Linked DNA regions of Mus musculus: region 1 is linked to region 2. The links are chromatin loops, found by intact Hi-C in ENCODE. Cell type or tissue: left cerebral cortex. All regions are shown on one strand. Each heading gives the region's core, and the rest is flanking DNA. Links, peaks and the distances in the headings are about the cores only. Region 1 has its middle 62 kb from the start of Gm23503. Region 2 overlaps Slc38a11 (solute carrier family 38, member 11).

Region 1 (6,752 bases), core at 1,896-5,895, 1.8 Mb before region 2:
TGACTCACTGATTGCAGACTTTCATTCATAGAAATGAATAATTGTTCCTCTCTCAGTAATCACTAGTTGAGTGTGGTTCTCACCACATGTTACTGCATAGCCACATAAGATTGCTCCCTTCCATGTTAGTATGGCTTCTGGTATTTTTGTTGTTTAGGTCTTGTTTAAATAGTCAGGTTGTTAAGATGTCATGAGTGGAAGTTCACTGTCATTTCCAGTAGATACAATATCACAGGAGACTTCCAGCTGCTCTTGTTCTTACAGTCTATCTTTCAAAATGCACCATAAGCCTGGTGTGTTGGACTTATTTTGTAGATGTGTTTATTTAGCAGGGAATCCCATCATCAAGTAAACTCTGCATTAAGAACTCTAGTGCTATAATCATCTCCATTTGCTGCAAGGACAAGCTTCTCTGATGAGGAGTGAGAACTATACTAATCTATGTGTACATGGTTTTAGAATGCAATTATGAATTCTGCTGGTCTAGAAAAGCATTGGTAGATTCTCCTCATAGATCCATGACCTCAGTATCTCTGTGTTCCCCTCCTGTTAAGAAGACCTAATGTCCAGATGGACAGCAGAGGGTTACTGCCAAGGTATAATCATCACCATTAGTTTACACATTACATCATTCCACAATGGCTCTCTTGCCATGCTGGCATTTGGTGTGGTTCACTGTGCTAAGAAGTGGACAAGACTGTTGACTGAATCTGTCCATTGATAGATGGACAGGTACAATGAAAGCTACACTGATGAAAATAGACTTAAATTAGATCCAGGTTTAATCTTCTAAGACCAAGTTCTGTAGCCTAAGCAGTGGTTCTTAACCTTGCTAATGCTGTTCACCATATTGTGGTTATCCCTAATCACAAATTATTTTGCAGCTACATTATAATTGTAATTTTGCTACAGTCATGAATTGTGATATAAATCTCTAATATGCAGGATTTTTGATATATGAAACCCCACAAGAGGTTTCTACCCATAGTTTTAGAACCACTGACCTAAGTGGACAGTGTCTTCAGTAATAGAGATTTAGCTTTCAGCTTCTAGGAGGCATCCAAGGGCAATAGCAAAAGCTATGTTTCTTGGGAACTCACTTAGACTAACCCAACCAACGAGTTAAACATAGTCAATCATTTTAACTTGTAACTTCTTTGTTGAGCCTATAAAATCTGTACTCTTCAACCACAAATGAAACTCTGTGGTGATGTCTCAGCTTGTAGAGTACGTTTTCATCAAAGATTGAGGACCTAATTTGATCATAAGAATTCATCCAACAACAAAAACACTAGATTGTTCAGTTTGTCTAGCCTACGTGGGGAGCTCTAGCCAATGAGAGCTACATAAATTTCTCCCAGGAGCAAATTTGTTATAAGCTGTCATTCTTATGTACCAATAAAACTAGGAGGGGTAAAGGAAAGGGATTCCTGCTACCTAAAAGACCTTTTTTTTTTATGTTCATATGAGAACACTGTGATGTTGGTGATTCTGGACCTGGGTTTAAAATAAAAGTAGATAAAATGAATAAAAGTTCATTAAAACTTTGCCCTGCTTGCTCTTTGGTGCGTGGTTCAGTCTCTGGGAGACCCCAAAGGCCCAGATTAGTTTACTCCATTGGTCTTTGCTTGCCTGTAGATCCTGTTCTCCTAACTGGGTTACCTTGTCTGGCTTCAGTGGGAGAGGATGCATTTAGTCCTGAAGACTTGATTTACCAGCTTGGGTTGATATCCAGAGGAGCTCTCCCTCCTCAGAGGAGAAGGGGAAGGGGCATGGGGAGGGATAGACTGTGAGGAAAGAAATGCAGGAGGAGGAGGAGTAGGAGGGCTGTGATTGGGATATAAAAGTGAATAAATAAATTAATGAAAAAAGTGGCACCATGCCTATCTTGAACTCTCTCTATATAGTAACCTAGATTAGGTATACAAAGAGTTATCAAGTAATAATTAATGCCATATAGAACTACTTCTTAGAAATTATTTGTTTCTATATTACTATGTTTTATTTTGAGTAAACAAGTCAAAATGTCTTTGGACTTTGAGTTTGCTCATGTATGAAGTCATTATAGATGACAAGGTATTTCTCTATTGTCTCTTCCAGGTGTTAAACGAAAATTATTTTCATTGTTCAGTTTTAAAAATGATGAGTATTTGTTTGCTTGGTTATTTCTTTCTAGTTAATTTGTTCAAGCAATCACCTCTTCTCAGTTAAAAATCTTTAAGGGGTTAGTTATTACTCTTTCTGAATTACCATATAAAGTATTGTGAAGTCAGTCATAGTAGAATATTAGAAACTACCATTGCATTATAAAAGAGGGCTAAGTAAAAGATTCAGAAACTCAGCAACTGTTTAGGACTAGTGTACAATACAAATACGTAGTGTCAGAGTACTCTAAAGAAAATGGCTTATGTTCCCTGTTCAGTCAATCAACTATTTAGGCTTTTCTCTATGCTGGTAGAGTTAATTTCTGTTTCTTCTGAACTAGCTAAAGACAGTTTTATATATTGTCTTGTGGAATTGCATTTTTTCATTGTTTAATGTAAAAACAACCATTGCTACCGGTAATTTTATCCATTTTTAAATTGTTGGGATGAATATGATGTCATTACCTTTTGAAGTCATTTTTGATATTCAATTACCAAGTGAACATCTTGTTCTAATCTTTCTTGACTTTGTTTTGTTTTATTCCTTTTTAAAATTGAAAATAGATTCTTCTCTCATACCACATCCCAGTCACAATTTCCCCTTCATGCACTCCTCCCAGGTACTTCTCATCTACCCTTCTCAGAACAACCAATCCATCCTTTTTCCTCTTCAGAAAATAGCAGGCCTCAAAAAGATGATACCATAGACAAAATAAGACTCAACAAGACAAGGCAAAAGCCCTCATATCAAGGCTACACGAGACAACAACCCAACAGGAGGAGAAGAGTCCCAAGAGTAGGCAAAAGAGTCAGATACACCCAGTCTGATAGGAGTCCCCCCCCCAAAGAAAAATAAACAGCAAGCTAACAATAATATATACACAGGGGACCTGGTGTGAGACCCATGAAGGCACCATGCTTGCATGGTCTATGTGAGCCCATATGTGCCCTGCTTAGTTGACTCAATGGGCCATATTCTCCTACTATCCTCCATTCCCTCTGACCCACAATGTTTCCTCCCTGTCTTCTACAAGGTTCCCCAGTTTCATAGGAAAAGATCATGGTGGACACTTGTAGTTTATACACTATCACAATAGCATCTGGGTGTTGGTCTCTGTACCTGCTCCTATAGTAGATGAATCTTTTAACTCTTATGTACATTCCATAAATAAATAAATAAATAAATAAATAGGAAGATATGATGGATTAAAGAGACTCTATCACTTGGCATGCTTTTTATTATATTTATTGTTAATATATTTTTATTTTTATCTACTTCAGTTGTGAAACACCACCTTTATAAAAAAATAGCAAAGTAATTTAAATATGGTCTTCAAGAGTTTTATCTCACAAGTGTGGGCCTTCTAGACCATTGTCTCTTCTTTAAGCTGCTGTGGGGTGATGGTGCAGTCACTCGTTTCCTTTATTTCTTTGCATAGTCTTCATCAGTGTTATCATGACATCCTAGTCAAAGGTTCTGCCTTCAACTAGAAGACATTTTTTACAGAGGACATATACAGTAGCTGCTTCTGTTTAGTGTCTGGACAGAAAAGGATGGTGGCAGAGTTTCTCCCACCAAATAAACTTTCTTCCCTTCTTTGGATGAAATTCCAGGATTAGAAATCCATTTTTCAAAGTAAATCAATAACCTCTCCAGGCAATCTCTTTCAAAATGAAGATACTCAAGGGAGTGTTCATCATTAAGCTCTTAAACCCTCAGCGTGAAGGAATTTCATCAGCTTCCCCCGACCCTGACTATGAAGGGACAGCTTGACCCTGCAAAGCAGGCTAGGCTGTGTCACGACTATGAAGACACTTGGGATGGAAAAACAAATGAGGACTGGCTTCAGAAATGGAGAGGGTGACATTTCAGGACCGGCTTCCATAGGAACCACTTAAGCTGATGCACTTAAGGCACCTCCTGTAATTGAAGGACCTGTGAGCTGTGGGAGACTAGCACAGAAAGGCAGGAGTACTGGAATGCTCCAACTGTCACAACAGCTACTGCCTCCAGGGAAATAAATCTGGTAGCAGATCGAGGTGCTGGAGAAAATACTGATTATCTCACCTTGACAGCGAAGAGAAGTCTTGGTTCCTGGAACCACAACTCAAAAAAGAAAACTTGGAGGATGACCATGAAAGGAAATCATGGCCACACGTGTATGAACATTCACTTTAAGAAACATCTTCAAAGGAGGTGCTACTCAAAGACAGGAGCTATTCAGCACAGCAGCTGCCCACATACTGGATGGAACTCTTAAGTAAAAGTCAACTGCCAGTTTCTATCTCTAAGTCATTATTCCTTTTCTTTATACATACACACATAACACTATTCTAAAAGAACAAGGTAGGAATTATACCTGAATGGTTTCTCATAGGAAAATAGCCTTATCCTTTCTGATCTAAGAGGCAGAAGTGTTTAGTCAGGAACAAGCTACTAGACAATGAGCCTTTTCCTTTGATCTGTACCAACCACACAAACAAGTCCTTCTCAATTTTCTAGCACATGCAGCGACATGAAATCAACCTGAGACTTAAAAGACTGTATATCTAGCCCTTCCTCCACTATGCTCTTGGCTGGTTTTCCTAGGGACTTTCAGCGGATTCTATGAACTGTAGACAGGTTTTCTAATATGATTGGAGCACACAGCTGGCTACATTGCCACTATCAATCCATCTTTAATTACTGTTCTGTGAAAATACTTCAAAATCGCATACCTTAAATTATTGTTCACACTTGTTCTCACTTAAAAGTTTACAATCTGACCTCCAAACAAAACTATTTCCCAAAAACTTTCAGGTACAAAATCTGAGGAGTCAGGCTAGAGAGGTAGCTGAAGGGTTAAGAGCACTGGCTGTTCCAGAGGTACTGAGTTCAAGTCCCACCAACCACACGGAGGCTCATGACAATCTATAATGAAATTTGAGGCCCTCTACTGGCCTGCAGGCAGACATTCAGACAGAACACTGTATACATAATAAACAAACAAACAAATATGTGTGTATATATATATATATCTGAGGAGTCCTTGCCAACAGCTTATGTAAGAGTGGTGTGAAAAACTACTTCCAGATCTGTAATCTATTTTTAACTGTAAGAAAGAGGCTTCCTGGAAGGAAAATGATCTCATTGTTTAAAACTCTAGAACTTTCTTCTCCTTTTGTGGGGACTTACACTTTTAAGTATGGGTATAATCTTTCTCTCTCTACTGTGAAGGAGAAATATTCAGAATTTCAGGTCTGTGGCACTCTGCTAAATGTAACACTCTGCTAAAGTTGGCATTAAACCTAGCTTTGACTTTGGTAAAAATAACAAGACTAAAAAGATTTTTATTTGATTTTGTTCTGGGTTAAACGATGTTCTAATAATATGCCAAATCTTTTCTACCCTAGTTCAAGTGCAGTTTTGGATGTCCTCAATTTATGCAACTGTGAAATTTTTAAAATGCTATTGAAGTATAAAGAATATAATAGTTTTAACCCAATCAAGAACAGCCTGAGATTGTTAAAGGAGTAACATATTGAATATAATGTTTATAGATTAATTGAAGTGATCTAATTTTCTTTTGGGAATGATTTTTAAAGCTTGAGAGGTAATATGTGAAAGTCATTCCACATACTAATCTTCACTCACATTTTCAAAAGTAAGGAAATATTATTTTCACTTATTTTTCTGGAATTTCTCATAAAATCTTTCCATCAGAAAGAAATGGACAGTGCATTCATAGATGACTAGGTTTGCCAGTGCTAGACATGGTATGCTTGTCATCTCCCCAAATATGCCAAGGCAAGAGATGAATAAAACTGTTTTCTGTATTTTATACATGGAAATAAAGCTAAAGGTCAAGGCAATGACGCAAGTGGCTCAAGTACACATAGACTGTTACTGAATTTTTAGATGCAAATGCATTATGTCTCTGATGTTTCTGGCATTGTTTGATTATGGTAAGAATACCCCTACAAAGAAGGAGACCCCATATCAGACTGCTTTTCATAGATAAGCTGCAACCTCACCCCTGTGCTAATATCAGCACGTTCTTTTCCCAAGACTAGGAGACAAAGCATATATTTTATTACACACAGTATAGAAAAGAGAATCTCTGGGAATTGTGTGTTGGAGAGTCATCATACAGGCCCTGCTGTGACCTTTCGGTGAACTTGAGCCAGTGCAGCAGGTTGGGGAGCCCCAGAGTTGTCAGGTGACTACATTGCCATCTGCAGTTCTGGACTGCTCATCCAGCCAGTGCTGACCTTTCAGAACTCGATCCAGTGAAATCCAAACCTGAGAACGGCTGGCAGGCAAAATCTGCTCCTTAAAGCCAGTTTCACTGCTGAGTTGCCTAATTGTCCACTACAACTTGTAAAAGGCCCATTAGGCTCAGGTCATGAACTTTCCATTTAGCATTAATGGTTAATCAAATCCTATTGGATTAGAAATGCTTTTGTCTCAATTGTATTTCCTTTGTAATTGTAAATGCCTGACACATTAGTAACATAAACCAAATGGCACCCCTTCAGAAGAATGACTTTAGGATACAAACACCTATTGTAGACGTGAATGACTAAGAGAATATAGTTTTAACTAAAATCGTTATCCCAGAGTCATAT
Region 2 (6,752 bases), core at 1,682-5,681:
AGAGAGAAGAGAAGAAAAGGAATGGCTATATCCTCCTGGTATAATTTATGAGATGACATAAAATTTGATACCCAACCTAGCTGAAAAACCAATGAAATTACAGTCTTTCTGCTTTTAGATGACAAATGTCAAAATACAAAGATATTAGCAATACGTTCAAGCAATTTGTATGATTAATACATCACCAGAAATGGCCTTCATAATCAATGCCAGGCTAGTCTCATAGAAACATCTGTTAGTACACTTACCATGTTAACACATTAGTGTGGGTAAGCCTATGAATTTTAGCACATACACAAAAGCATATGATTCAGTATTTATTTTCTTAGTCATAGCAAGCAAGCTGTTTTCCTACAATTTTACCGAATCAAACTCATATTGTATGCTTAAACAGGCACATGTACGTAAAACAAAATTTGTGGTTTTAAGTGAAGGAATATTTTCAAGGGTTGACTCTCAAAGATTTCATCTAAACACTAATTCTGATATTTCTTACTTTTTCTTTTTTTAATCTTTGGATCACATGTAGAGTAACATAGACTAGAAACTGGCAGGTAAAGGAGGGGCTCAGGCTGGGCGGTGGTGGTGCATCCTTTAATCCCAGCACTCGGGAGGCAGAGGCAGGCGGATCTCTGAGTTCGAGGCCAGCCTGGTCTACAAAGTGAGTTCCAGGACAGCCAGGGCTACACAGAGAAACCCTGTCTTAAAAAGAAGGGACACAGAATAAAGCTGGTAGAAAATTTGTTATGTTTTTCATCTGAACAAAAATCTGCATATGTATGGTGGACCCTGTGATTTTGTTGTGATACATGTATAGACCAGGTAAATTTTAAATCAGGACAAACACACACACACATGCACATTTACATACTCAATCATTTATTCTCTATCATAAAAATATGTAAAATACTTTTTTCTAGCTTTTAACCATAAACAGTACATTATTATTATCAATAACCATTCTACTGAATATAGAACATAGAACTTATTTCTGTTAATTGTGTCTTTGTATACCTCCTCCTAAGCCTCTCGTGGCAACCATTTAACTCTTTAACTTGTAAGAAAGTAACTGTTTTTGTGTGCCTTTTGGAGACATGTTCTCATTATATACCTTAGCTGGCCTGGGATTCCTACAGATTTGCTTATTTCCACCTCCCAAGTGATGGTAATAAACACATGTATGACTAAACCCTTCCTGAGATCAACTTTTAAAATATTACCCAAGTGAGCGAGATCATATAATACTTGTCTTTCTGTTTGTGGCTTTATTTTATATTTTTATTTATGATTTTCATTCCCCTGTTGTGGCACATTATATGATTTGAGTTTTGTTGTTGTTGTTGTTATTTTTGTTTTGTTTTGGTTTTAATGGTGGAATAGCATTATGTTGTATGTGTTTGTTGTATTTTCCTTATTTATCATGGAGTAGAAACTTACATTGTTTCTTTATTTTCATTATTAGAAATAATGTTGCAGTAATTAGTTGGATAATTTTTGAGAAAGAATTACTTATCTACCTGTGATGGCTATTCTTGGTTGTCAACCTGATTATGTCAGGAATTAACTAAGACCTCCAAATGGAGCACATGTGTGAGGATTTTTTTTTAACTTGAAGTGGGAAGATCTACTTCTTTTTTTTATTATTAAATATTTTTTATTACATATTTTCCTCAATTACATTCCAATGCTTCCCCAAAAGTCCCCCATACCCTTCCCCCCCCCCGCCACTCCCCTACCCACCCACTCCCACTTTTTGGCCCTGGCGTTCCCCTGTACTGGGGCATATAAAGTTTGAGTGTTCAATGAGCCTCTCTTTCCAGTGATGGCCGACTAGGCCATTCTAATCTGGATATTTGTGGTGGGAAGACACACCTTTAATCTAGATCTTTTGAAGATGGAAGACCTAGTTGAAATCTAGTCCACTCCTTCTATTTAGGGATTTTACTTTTTACCTGCTTGCTTTCATATCAATAGCATGTCCATTCCTCATAATTGTCATTAGAGCCTACTTCTTGGGGATTCCAACATATATAGAATGCCAACTGAGATATTTATCCTCATGGAGGGAGTAACTATTGGATTCTTGAAACTTCTATTTATAGGCAGCCATTGTTCAATTAAGTGGACCACAGCCTGTAAGTCATTCTGTAGAAAATGTCATTCTGTAGAATATATACAGAATATATTCTATATTCTAGAGAACCCTGACTAATATACCATCCCTTTCCATTAGATCACAGCAGAGTATAAACTCCACATAAAGAGAAATAACTTTTCTAAAGCATAAAATGTCTTTGAAATAATAAAATTTGCACTTACACCTCCATGTAAACCAATACTAAAACTTTTAACCTGGGCCTAGAGAGATGATTTGGCAGTTGAAAGCACTTCCTGTTCTTCCAAAGGATTCCAGTTCTCTTCCCACTATCCATATTGGATCTCTCTGGCCTCCGCAGGTACCAGCACACACACACACACACACACACACACACACACACACACACACACACACACGTACAGTTTGTTGATTATATAACTAAACAAGGATAGGACACATGGATTTCCCCCTCTGTCCTGAGATCCCAGAATCTTTTACTAAAAGAAGAGACATCTGAGGAGAAAATATTTTGTGAAAAGAAATTGGATGTTTAAGTCATAACTGTGGAGAATCATGAGGAAGACACACAACATGAGAAAGAGTGGCTTAGGTCATGCCAGCTGGGAGTGGGCGGGGCTCAGACACTAGTGAGCTACCCTGGGTGTGCCAATAAAAGGGGAAAACAAAGAAAAACAGGGTGCTTTGGGATCCTGGAGAGAGAGTGTCTGGAACCTGGAAGAGGCGGAGCGTGGGGGATGGGGGTGGGATCCTAGGGTGGTGGTGGGTGGTACAGGAACAAACTGAGAGGCTGATCTCTCTAGAAGGCTTAGCAGAACAGGAAGCCAGTCAGGGTGACCCAGTATCTTTCTTGTGTGAGCATTTGGAAGAAGGTTAACAAAAGGGATTAAGCCTAAAAGTCAAACAGGGCAAACCAGCAAACAGGAAAGTGAAAGAAGGAATGAAGCAGGGAAAAGGGAGAAGGGGGTAGGAAGGAAGAGTAAGAGAAGGCAAGGGACTTCATTTTGAAAACTTTAGTGTCTATGAATTACAAGGTCTGAAGTGACCTTGGGCTTGGTATAGAGTAGTTTGCAGCCGTAGAATGACCAGTGCTTCAAAAAGAAATGATTGCTTCCTTTACATAAAAAAAAACCTTAACAGATGTTAATTATATAATTTTTGTTTAGCCTTTTTGGTGGGGGGGGGATGCTGGGGGTCAAAATCAGGTTTTCCTGTATGCTAACTACAAAGCTATATACATAGTCCTCTATGCTTTTAAAGAAAAAACTTATTTTTAATCATTTTTACTTATATGTATGTCTGTGAGAGCATATGTCATATATGGGCATGCCTGAAGAGGCCAGAAGAAGACATAAGCTCCTCCGTTGCTGGAGTTGCAGCTGGTGGTGAGCTGCCAGATGTGGGTGATGGTTTGGATCCTTGGAGTCCTGCATCTTGTATTGATTAGAAACTTAAATTTGTTATCTTCATAATGGCCGAGGGATCAGAAATGTTGTCCTACCAAACAACCCTGTCTTTATGAAGTGATTAAAAACAAGCTTCAGGCTGGGCATGGTGTCTCACCTGAAATCTCAGCTCTCAGGAGGCAGAGGCAAGTGGATGTCTGTAAGCTTGGGCTAGCCTGGTCTACAAAGCAAATTTCAGGCTAGCCTAGACTATATATTGAGCCCCTGTTTCTAATAAATAACACCAAAACAACAACCAAGCTTCGAGGTATTCCTGCTGGACCTTAGGACACTGCACCTCTGGGCCAGGAGGCTCAGAACACCTCGTACCTTCTGGTAGCGCACACTCAAACTCTTCCGCAGAGCACAGGATGCTTCCGAGTGATCCGTGTAGGCAGAACCTGCTCTAAATTAACTGCTTCAATCAGACACAGCTTAGAGTTAAATGCTCTGGCTACCCCTAGGCACAGCTCAGCGTTTCCTGTTTTCTGTCATAGCACAAGCTCTAAGTGACAGGCAGAGCTGACCACTTCCCCAGGCTCGGCACCAGCTGGCTCCTCAGCCACCGCTCCCTCCCAGCGCATTTGTGTCAGACTCCTTGATACAGATCTGTGTTTGACATGAGCTGGCAGGAAAAAAAAAAAATCCTCCCTTGTGATTACTCTCAATGTCAAAATGGATTCACTGACTTTAAATACAATTTTTAAACTTTGATTTAAATTTTCAGAAAACTTAATGTTGATTTTTGGGGGGTGGTGGTGGTGGTGACAGAATTTACTTTTGTTCTTACAAAAAAATGACCCACGGGCTGGAGAGATGGCTCAGTGGGTAAGAGCACTGACTGCTCTTCCAAAGGTCCTGAGTTCAAATCCCAGCAACCACGTGGTGGCTCACAAACATCCGTAATGAGATCTGACGCCCTCTTCAGGCGTGTCTGAAGACAGCTACAGTATACGTACATATAATAATAAGTAAATCTTTTTTTAAAAATCACACACAAAGAAAAAAAATGACCCACGTGAAACAAGTCATGTAATCATGGACATGTTTCATCACTTGAGATATCAACTTCCTTTGATTCTAATTATCATCTAATCTTTGATTCCCTTGCCGACTCTTCACTAAGTGCTCTTGCTGGGTTGATTTCACACAAACAAGCAGGTGGGAGGGAGTAGAGTAGGATCTTACCTCAGAAACCATCAATAGCATCATTATTGCTGTTGCTGTGTGTTTTGTGTATTCATTTGAAGAACACCATTATGGGTGTGTGTAAGAACATGAGTGTGTAAAGGTCAGAGGACAACACCAGTGTCTTCCTCGGTCACTTTTCTACCATACCCTTCTTCCCCCAACATAATATTTCTATTTATTCTTTGAGGATTTCACATCATACACCCCTACCACATTCACTTCCTTCCCTGCCCACCCACTCCCTTGTGACCTCACCCCAGCAAAAAGAGAAAAGTCTAATGAGTGTTAACGTTATACTTACTGGGGCTTGCTCAGACTCTCAGTGGCCTGCCCCTTCAATAGAGCTAAGCCTTTCTCCTTTTGCAGACCTGCTGGAAGGCAGCTGTTGTGGAGAACAATATTTCATCATCCTTTCACAGGTTTTTTATTTTTGTTTTTGTTGGGTTTTTTTGTTGTTGTTGGGTTTTTTTTTGTTTTTTGTTTGTTTGTTTGTTTGTTTGTTTTTGGTTTTTTTCGAGACAAGGTTTCTCTGTGTAGCCCTGGCTGTCCTGGAACTCACTCTGTAGACCAGGCTGGCCTTGAACTCAGAAATCTGCCTGCCTCGCCTCCCAAGTGCTGGGATTAAAGGCATGCGCCACCACTGCCCAGCCTATCACAGTTTTTAAGAGATCTCTTCAACGGCTGCCTGCTATGATGTTACTATCTTTTGGGGGGGAGGGGGTGGATTTTTTTTCAGTGAACCTGGATTGGTTGAGACTGGTTGGCCAGCGAGCCCAGAAATCTTCCTGTCTCCATTTTCCTAGTGCTGGGATCACAAGCATACACCAATAATTTAGCTTTACAAAAGGGACTCTGGAGATTTGAATTCAGGTCCCCATGCTTTCGCTACAGGCACATAATGACTGAAGTATCTCTCCCCAGACTCGTAATTTTTTAATATGATAAATATTTGCTAGAATTATAAGTGTTCTTTGGATCTCTGATGGTTATATGCCCAACTCTACCCTCAATAAACTTTAATAGTTCCACAGAGGGCGACTGGGTTATATCTACCTTTGTAGCCCCATAACCTAGAACAACTGACTCAATAGGCATTGATTGACACTAGACTCATCTGTTTCAGCCTTTGGTGGTGAGTTCTGGACCACCTATAAATCTAGTTGTTTAAGCTAAAAACCTTGGTATCAATCATCACTCTATGCAGCTCTTGCTCCCTTAGCCCCTTCCCATAGTCACTAAGTCTAATTAACTTTATCAGCTTAAAGGTTCCTCCTTCTTCATGTCTACTATCCATGTACATATACTGTACCAGTTATCCTGTGCCTGGACTCTTGGTATAGTCAGCCTTCTTCCAGGCTTCTGTTCTCCCTTTGCCCTTACCTCGGGCTGTAAAAATAGCCCAATTAAAACAGGAGCTTTATCTGTCCACACTTCTGTTTCAGAACTGCCGCTCTCTGTCAGCTCGACAAGAAGACAAGAATTTTACACTGCAGCAAATTCTTCCCTTCATCTTGGTCTCTTCCAAGCCATCTATGGTTTAGCAAAAGATTTCTTTGTATACTCCAAGCAGACTTTTACCCAGAATCAACAAAACTCTAGTTATGCCTTAAACACAGTATCTATGTAGTGGGGGAAGCTAGTGATAGAAAAGTGGGGGTTAGTGGTCATTATGATCTGGGTTTGAAAGTAAACTTCGGCCAAACCTGGGGATGAACTGATTAAAGCAAAAAGGCATATGATAGCCGTCCAACTGGTGATCTGGCATTTCTTTGCTGAGCACTGAAGTCTGGGCTGAACATTCTGGAGAGCTAAGCATGCAGTATGAAAGAGCAAGTGTGACCTCTGTTCTCTGGGTACTTGTAGCAAGATGAAAGACATCAAGTACCCTACAAGAAGATGCTTAAGAGGTGAAAAGAGAAAATTCAACAAGAAAAATGATCATTTTATTTCTAAGTAGAGAACTCTTCTCAATTCCTTTTGGTAAAAGCTCCAAATTTACA

Evidence for each region. Peaks named below come from ENCODE experiments on the same cell type or tissue, not always from the same donor. Only the 100,000 strongest peaks of a DNase experiment are listed, where the experiment ranks them.
Region 1: a loop joins it to region 2, with 4 times the contacts of the local background. A loop is called at or near these places in 1 of 42 quality-filtered maps.

Annotation. Positions count from the first base shown.
Region 1 is chr2:63,490,667-63,497,418 of GRCm38, forward strand. No RefSeq gene overlaps it. Among named protein-coding and RNA genes, the nearest start is that of Gm23503, 62 kb to the left of the region's middle. In left cerebral cortex, for the core only: no CTCF peak of the experiment used is centred there; no DNase peak of the experiment used is centred there.
Region 2 is chr2:65,338,238-65,344,989 of GRCm38, forward strand. The region is part of intron 7 of Slc38a11 (solute carrier family 38, member 11); the gene reads right to left. Among named protein-coding and RNA genes, the nearest start is that of Slc38a11, 22 kb to the right of the region's middle. In left cerebral cortex, for the core only: no CTCF peak of the experiment used is centred there; a DNase peak (open chromatin) is centred at 4,027.